Linked DNA regions of Mus musculus: region 2 is linked to region 1. Evidence: chromatin contacts called from ENCODE POLR2A ChIA-PET data. All regions are on one chromosome and are shown on one strand. Each heading gives the region's core, a stretch centred on a gene start or an enhancer-like site at or near the end of the contact. The rest is flanking DNA. Distances are from core to core; before and after follow the strand shown.

What was found. ChIA-PET counts read pairs that join two places held with the same protein, here RNA polymerase II (POLR2A).
Region 2: POLR2A ChIA-PET joins it to region 1 with 10 read pairs in Patski. The contact joins the promoter of Wbp4 here to the promoter of Kbtbd7 in region 1. POLR2A ChIA-PET finds 5 or more read pairs at or near these places in 2 of 5 experiments (Patski and embryonic stem cell).

What each region holds. Positions count from the first base shown.
Region 1 is chr14:79,424,341-79,428,789 of GRCm38, forward strand. Kbtbd7 (kelch repeat and BTB (POZ) domain containing 7) reads left to right here and starts at 2,171. Exons shown (of 1, transcript NM_001024135.2): 1 at 2,171-4,449. The coding sequence starts at 2,390.
Region 2 is chr14:79,480,011-79,484,299 of GRCm38, forward strand. Wbp4 (WW domain binding protein 4) reads right to left here and starts at 1,258. Exons shown (of 10, transcript NM_018765.3): 1 at 921-1,258; 2 at 363-435. The coding sequence starts at 922. It overlaps Elf1 (E74-like factor 1), which reads left to right and starts at 1,184. Exons shown (of 9, transcript NM_007920.4): 1 at 1,184-1,627. n-TEttc4 (a tRNA gene) reads left to right here and starts at 1,658; the gene lies at 1,658-1,729.

The DNA.
Region 1 (4,449 bases), core at 921-3,420:
GTGTATAGTCCTGTCTGGCCTGGAAATCGCTGTGTAGACCAGGCTGGCTGTGAAGTCATGGAGATCCAACCTGTCTCTCTCATTCTAGGACTAAAGGCACGTCCCACCATACCTGGCAGCTCTGCAGTTTTTAGTCTTCCCTTTAGGACTAAGTTTTATCTTGATTTATTTTTTTCTTGGAGTTTAAGGAAGGGAGTCAATTAACACTGTTGACTTTGATTTAGTTGTTTCAGAATCATTTCCCGAGAAGATTCTCCTTTGCATTACATTGCTATCGGCTCCTGGTTTCTCACATTCAACCTGCAGGATGGGTGAAATGTCTTAGCTAGGAAAAGCACTTGTTTGTTCCCAAGCCTCAAGGCCTGAGTTTGATCATCAGAACCCACATGGTGGAAGGAAAACAGACTGCATCAAGTTATGCTCTAACCTTCACACGTGTGCCACACACTCTCACACAGCAGAAGCACAAATGTAATGAAGACTCAACTTAATTAAACTTTTAGAAAAGACCCATTAGTTGCACAGTAGTGAACCCCTAGGATCTAGTCACTTCTCAAAGGCCCATTAGCTGACAACCAAACTCACCAATACCTAAGTATTTATAGAACATTTCCTGTTAAAACTGTAACAATGAGGAAACAAAACCACGTCTTTGTTTATACCTAGTCTAGACATTTGAATGGCTTCCATAAATGTTCTTAGGTCCTCAAATTAGTCGTCCAATACTTCCTAATGAATCTACGTAATTTGGTTTTTTTTTTGTTTTTCTGAGCATGGGTTGTTTGTTTTGAGACAGGGATTCTCTTTGTGTAGCCCTGGCTCTTCTTGTAGACCAGGCTGGTCTCGATCAAATGCTCCCTGCTTCTTCTTCCTCAGTGCTGGGGTTAAAGGCATGTGCCACCACCTTTATTTAATCCCAGCAATGCCTTTAATCCTGGCACTTAGTAGGCAGAGGCAGGTGGATCCAGGACAGCCAGAGCTAAACAGAGAAGCCCTGTCTCACAACAACAACAACAAAAGAAAGTAAAGAAAAAAGAAAACCTCTGTGTGTGTGCATTTAAGCTGCAAGTGAAAAAGAAGTTATTTGCAGAAATTTACAGTCTTTTAATGGCTCATGGCTTCAAATTAGTAGATGTGTTTCTATAAGAGTAAGTAAGAAACAGTAATGCTTGATTTTGCATTTTAAAAATAGTCTGTAACTTTAATATTTCTAATAAAATAAAGAATGTTGCAGTAAAACTCCAACCCAAATATGCCCTGGCAATGAAAACACAGCTCAGCTAATATAAATACGTGCTGTATGTCTACACTACGGTCTTCCACGTCTTATGTGACCCCTTAGAACTTTCAGTTTCTCCAGGCCATGTGCTTCTGCTCCACTTTTCTTCTTCTTCCTTTTACTCTTCATCTTCTCTCTCTCCACCTTCCCTTTATCTGCCCAATCATCAGCTCTCCTTTATTTTTCAAATTAAGGTGGAATCAGGTTTACAGGAAATCACCTGGGTGCCAACTCATCCCTTGTTCACAACCACTCACAGGAGAATGGAATTAACATCAAATATAATTAGCCCCAGGGCTATCCACAACAAAAGAACTCTGTAAATTGCACATACCATTCAGTCTTCACAAAACTAAAATACTGCTATCCTCAGTTTTCAAATTCAATAAAGTTTTCAGGAGGAAGTCATGCAAACAAATAATAGAGTGGATACTTTTACTCTGGACTTGAAAGCCATTATATTTTATTTTATTTTAGTGAGATGGGTTCTCTCTACATAGCTCAAGCTGTCCTGGAACTCTCTATGCAGACCAAGTTGTTCTCAAACTCAAGAGATCCCCCTGCCTCAGCCTCCCTGGTGCTGGGATAAATATGTATGCCACTATGCAAGACTGAAACCTAAAGTATCAAATTCCGGATACTATCCACTTTCTACCTCAGTGAAGGACCCAGTAACAGAAAAAAAAAAATAAAGAGGTTATGTAAACTACAATTCCCAAGATGCAAAGCGGCTTCGGCCTCTTCATATAGTCCGTGAGCCGGAGGATCCCGTCATGCATCGAGGCGCGCGAAAGGCAACCTGGGAAGAGTAGTTCGTCCGGGCATCTACCCGTCTCGCCCGCTCGGCAGAAGCTGCTCCTGCGGCTAGACCCCAGGGTCGTGTGAGGGTGAGCTAAGGGCTGAGAAAGGGCGTGAAGGGAAACAGTGAGTCAGCCGGGGACTACGCGATAAAGGCAGACGGCTCCGCCCCGAAGGCCCAGCTGAGTAATTGCGGCCGCGAGCCGAGTTTGTTCTGGGACGCCGCTGAGTCGGCGTCGGCGAGGGAGGCGTGAGGAGGAGCCGGGCGTCTGCAGCCGTTCTCGCCCTCGGCGCCCCGCCGCCATCTCCACCATGCAGTCCCGGGAAGACGCCCCGCGCTCTCGCCGCCTCGCCAGCCCCCGCGGCGGGAGGCGGCCCAAGAGGATTTCCAAGCCCTCGGTGTCGGCCTTTTTCACGGGCCCGGAGGAATTAAAGGACGCGGCCCATTCCGCAGCCCTCCTGGCACAGCTCAAGTCTTTCTACGACGCGCGGCTGCTGTGCGATGTGACCATCGAGGTGGTGACGCCTGGCAGCGGGCCGGGCACGGGGCGCCTCTTCTCGTGCAACCGCAACGTGCTGGCGGCCGCTTGCCCCTACTTCAAGAGCATGTTCACGGGGGGCATGTACGAGAGCCAGCAGGCCAGCGTGACGATCCACGACGTGGATGCCGAGTCCTTCGAGGTCTTGGTGGACTACTGCTACACTGGTCGCGTGTCGCTCAGCGAGGCCAACGTGCAGCGCCTGTACGCGGCCTCGGATATGCTGCAGCTGGAGTACGTGCGCGAAGCCTGTGCCTCCTTCCTGGCTCGCCGCCTTGACCTGACCAATTGCACTGCCATCCTCAAGTTTGCCGATGCCTTTGACCACCACAAGCTGCGATCTCAGGCCCAGTCCTTCATAGCTCACAACTTCAAGCAGCTCAGCAGGATGGGGTCCATTCGGGAGGAGACGCTGGCAGATCTGACCCTGGCCCAGCTGCTGGCCGTCCTGCGTCTGGACAGCTTGGATGTAGAGAGTGAGAAGACTGTGTGTCATGTGGCGGTGCAGTGGCTGGAGGCTGCTCCGAAAGAGCGGGGTCCCAGTGCTGCGGAAGTCTTTAAGTGTATTCGTTGGGCGCACTTCCCTGCAGAAGAGCAGGACTACCTGGGAGGGCTACTGAGCAAGCCTATTGTGAAGAAATACTGCCTGGACATTATTGAAGGGGCTCTCCGGCAGCTGCGATTTGGTGATAGGTTGTACAAGTCAGTGGTTGCCAAGCCAAATAGCAGCCACAGCAGTGATAGCAATAATAGCAGCAATAGCAGCAGCAGCAGTAGCTCAGTTGTATCGGTAGCAGAAAATCCACCCCAAAGGTTGGGTATGTGTGCCAAAGAGATGGTAATATTTTTTGGGCACCCCCGAGATCCATTTCTCTGTTACGACCCTTATTCCGGAGATATTTACACAATGCCGTCTCCTTTGACTAGCTTGGCACACACTAAGACCATTACATCTTCAGCTGTTTGTGTCTCTCCAGACCATGACATCTATCTTGCTGCCCAGCCCAGGAAAGACCTATGGGTGTATAAACCAGCCCAAAATAGTTGGCATCAGCTGGCAGACCGCTTGCTGTGTCGAGAGGGTATGGATGTAGCCTATCTGAATGGCTACATTTACATCTTGGGTGGGAGAGACCCGATTACTGGAGTTAAATTGAAGGAAGTGGAATGCTACAGTGTCCAGAGGAACCAATGGGCATTGGTGGCTCCTGTACCACATTCCTTTTATTCATTTGAACTAATAGTGGTTCAGAATTATCTTTACGCTGTCAACAGTAAGCGCATGCTCTGCTATGATCCTAGCCATAATATGTGGCTGAATTGTGCATCTCTCAAACGAAGTGACTTTCAAGAAGCCTGTGTCTTCAAAGAGGAAATCTATTGTATCTGTGACATCCCAGTCATGAAGGTCTACAACCCTGCTAGAGGAGAGTGGAGGCGGATTAGTAATATCCCACTGGACTCAGAAACCCACAACTACCAGATTGTCAATCATGACCAAAAGTTGCTGCTCATCACCTCTACCACCCCACAGTGGAAAAAGAACCGAGTCACAGTATATGAGTATGATACTAGGGAAGACCAATGGATTAATATAGGCACCATGTTAGGCCTTTTGCAGTTTGACTCTGGCTTTATTTGCCTGTGTGATCGAGTTTATCCTTCCTGTCTTGAACCTGGTCAGAGTTTCATCACTGAGGAAGATGATGCAAGGAGTGAGTCTAGCACTGAATGGGACTTAGATGGATTCAGTGAACTGGACTCTGAGTCAGGAAGTTCAAGTTCTTTTTCTGATGATGAAGTCTGGGTACAAGTTGCGCCTCAGCGAAATGC
Region 2 (4,289 bases), core at 8-2,507, 55 kb after region 1:
AAGGCTTTCAGCATAAGGTATATTACAGCTGCTCCCTTTGTATCTCACCAGGGAATAATGCTGTTCTCCTTCCTGTGGAGAACAGGAAAAACTACAATATTCCTTTTTAAGGGGCAGGTATTCCATAAACAAGATTATCCCACTCACTGTCCATTTCCTCAAAGTCCCCAGAAATAATTTGGCCTTAAAATCAAAGTCAGATTGATGAAAAGGAGAAGGCTATAGCTTTCATAAGAGGAATCAAACAAAAGAAACCTTTTTAGGTTTTGAAGAATAAAGAGCACTATACACGAAAGTGGCTTATACACACTAAAGTCAAAAAAACAACACATCACGTGAATATTTTAATAAAAATTTCATACAGGCCTATTGTCTGCTATCCAGCACTTGCAGTAATCACAGAATTTCTTTGGTTGTGACTTCCAGTAGTCGGCCCTGAAAAGATAAAAACAACTCTAAGCTTATCCAAAAATTGAAAGGAATTTTTACAGTTGTTAAAAAATGGGATATAAGGCTGTTTTCGGACTTCTGTCTTAGCAAAGCAGTTGTATTATTTATGTAAAGCTAAAGTCCGTGGAAAACTGCTCTCCGGTGAAGGTAAATCACACTGCACCGAGATGAAGAAGTCTCAAAGTATTTCTCTTTCCCGTGCCCTTCTAGCTAATTCATTCGTTCTGGGGACGCGAGGCTGGGAAAAGCCCCTGGACGTCTGAGGCCGCAGCGCCACCCCGGCCCCGGGCCCGGGCCCCGGCGGGCGGGCGGGGGCGGCACCCGAGTCCCCGGCTCCTGCCTAGAGGGCGGCCGCGTCTCCGAGAGAACCGGCCCCGCAGGTCGGGCGGCCCCGGGCGAGCGGAGGGGCGGGAGGAGGCCACTCGCGGGCGCCTGGCGGCGCAAGCCCGACCCGACCCGACCCGACTCACATGACGGCGGCAGCTCCGCGGGCAGCCCGCGATCCCGCTCACTGATGTCCGCCGGTGGCTCAAGCCAGGACCTCTCGGTCTCGGCGTCCCCCCCGGGTACGGCGTTTCCACGGGTGGACTACGGCGGCCGCGACGGCCCAACCCGCGCGCGCGGTTGTCACCGCCTCTTCCCCTCCCCCACGGGGCGGTACTCGCGGCGCCTGAGAGGTGGGGTCGGTATAAAGGGGTTGAGGTCACCCAGAAGGGACGAAAGCGCGACGGGACCGGAGCCGCGGGCCCCGAGCGTCCGACCCAGGCTCCATCCCGCGGTCCTCACGCCTCCCGGGATCCAGAACCTCCACTCCCGAGCTGGCTCGCAGCCGAGAGGCTCGATCGCCTCCCCCCAGCCCCGGCCGCACGCCGCCGTTCCCACAGCCGGCGCCGCCCTCGGCTTTGCCGGCTTGCCCGCCCGCTCTGTGACCGGGGAGCAGCCCGGGACCTGACGGCTGAGAAAGAAAGGCGCAGCCGCCCGTTCCGGGAGCGCACGGGGCGCCCGGCTTCGGCTCAGAACTTTCCAGGGGCGCGCACCGGCCCCGCTCCTCCCCCCCGCCACGCCCGCGCGCTCCGCCGGGCTCGTGCCCGCGCGTGGGGCAGCGGCCGCGGGGGCGGCTTCGGCGGCGCGAGTTGCAGCAGAGTGGCTGAGTGGTAGCGGCGCTGACGCTAGTCAGGTGGGTCACAGCAGTGCTTGTAGCAGCACTTCCCATATGGTCTAGCGGTTAGGATTCCTGGTTTTCACCCAGGCGGCCCGGGTTCGACTCCCGGTATGGGAACAGTGTCACTTTTTGCTCTAGTTGAGTTTACTTGCTTAGTGGCTCTGGCTGACTTCTGCAGCCGTGTTCGGGGTGAGTTTGGGAGCAGGCAGTGTAGTTGCTCCCGTGGATGGGAGCTTGGCTCTCGGAGGCCGGAGGAGCGCGGCGGCCGCTCTCGGGCCCGCTGCGAGAGGAGTTTCGCTTTCCCCGCGGCTGTACCCCGCCCTCAGCCCGTACTTTTCCAGGCGCTCGGGAGGTGATGATTAACTTGGGCCTCGCCTTATCTCCCCCCGCCCGGGTGCCCCCTCGGCCCACACCCTGCTCCGCCGCCCCCTTCCTACTCGGCGGGCCGGGGCGTGCCCGCTGCGCTCCAGTTACTGTCAACAGCGGCTGGAGACCACCCCGCTGCTCCCTATCGCCAGACCCCCGCCGATCCCTTGTCGCCGGCTGGGCTCTAGGACCCCCGCCGCGTGCACCCGAGCCCGGTCCACCGCTCCCCCCCCCCCCCAGCAACCCTCGCCTCAAGGCTTTTGCAGAATGTCTCTTATTTTCCTTCTAACTCCCCTTTCCTCTTCAAACACACGGCAAACTGCGGAGAAGAAAAATACCACTGGGATGAGATGTCTTGAAAGAACAGAGCCGGCTTTCCCGGAGGCTGTTTGGAGCGTCACTGATTTAAAAAAAAAAAAAAATCATGGGATGGAGGTGGAGCTTGGAAGACAGAAAATTAGCCCGGAGACTGGGGAGGGGATGTTACAACAAAGTTGCACTGTACTTTTAAATATAGAAGCCCTGTGTTTATTACAAAGAAGCGGCCCAGCTGTGTCAGCAGCCTGAGCGCCGTACACGAAACAAAAGCGTTATCATAAATGCAAGTTGAAATTAGAAAATTGGGGCAGCTGTAATGTTTAGTCTGTTGGGCCTTTGGGCACAAATAAGGAAAAACTGACTCCGGCGGATGAGTTTCTGGTCAAAACCATTACTGAGCAGAAGTTTTGGTTGTTTGTGTGTTCCCAACAATATTTTATAGCCTTAACTGGCACAGCTGAGTTTGAAAATAGCTGTTAATGTGATCTATGCGATTAGGGATTAATGAGCCTTTCCTCGTAAAAATTAAACCTAGAAAACTCCTTTAGCGAATATTTAAAACATTAACACAAGTCCTTATGCATGTCAGGTTCCCCACCCCCCACCTCCAGATGTTTTGAGGTGCCTGCTGAACAGCAGGCGCTTTAGGTAGGTGGGTAGTGGCTGGATAGAATCCCTTTGGCCTCCAGTCCTTAGCTATGGGATCGTGCGAAGGTCTTTGACCTGAGTGTAGTGGTGTCTTCTAGCTTTAGAGCCGTAAGCGTGTCACCATCATTATATTACTACGATAGTTTCTCCGTGTGGCTCGAGATAGCCTAGAACTCACTAGGAGCCGGAGCTGCTGAGGTTTATGGTCCTCCTGCTTCTGCCTCTCAGCAGTGGGCCTGAGGGTAAGGTGAGTCTGTTCAGACCTCATCTCAGTCTCACGTACCCCAGGGTAGCCTCAAAGTCTCTGCGGTGATGAAGATCTCCTTTGCTCTTGCACCTCCTGCCTCTTCAGTGCTCAGGTCACAGGCTTATGGCACCAGACTCGATTTTTTTTTTTAAGTTAATTACAATTCCTTATGTTTATGAATGTTTGCCTTCCTGTGTGCCACCTGTGTGCCTGGTGCCCAGGGAGGTCAGAACAGGCCAGATCCTGGAAATTGGAGCAATGGGTGGTTGTGGGCCTCCCTATTTGGGTGCTGGGGAATCAAGCCTTCATTTCCGCAGGAGCAACAAATGCTTCGAACCTCTCGAGCAGCCGCCTAGGTTCTCCAGAGCAGCACATTCTCCACAGAGTGTAGATAGGTTAGAACCAGGCACTTTGTTCTAGATTTGGAAGAAAGGACTCCTATCCCTGCTTTGTTTAATTTTTGCAAGTATTTGACCGGTGCTGAATAAAGCCTGTGTTATCATAGATGGAAGAGTAAGTGATCGCCGGTGGGCATACTGCATGTTTGGGGTGAGTTTAGGACAGTGGTACGGTGAGAGCATTCCTCCCCAAGATGTCCTCTGTCTAGCTCTGGGCCAGGTGGGGAACAGGCAGGCAGGGTCCGAGTTACACACAATTGTTCCTAGAGGTGGGGTGGAGATTTGGCTCAGGGAAGGGCAAGAATAGAGAGTGTTTGCCCTGCACCTTGAAGAACTGGTTGGATTTCTCCCAGTGGGGAATGTAAATCATAAAACCTGAGGTGGATGAGACTGGGACCCGGAGACTAGCAGGAAGTAGGGGTCGGTAGGCATGCGGTGCCTGGGGGGAGCTGGTGGCAGAGCAAGAAGAGAGGCAGGAATTTCAAACTTTGCAAGTTTGAGGAGGTTACACATTCTTTTAATCAAGGGTCGACCTTTTATATCAGGAGAGTTCTGCAAACATTTTTGACTCTTTGTTCTGTGTTGTTCTTGTTATTGTGAGACTGATTCTTACTATCATAGCCCAGGTTAGCAGATGTGTTCTGCCACACCCAGCTTCGTCTCTGAAAAGCTTGAGTGTGGCCGTGGTGTGTGAAACAAG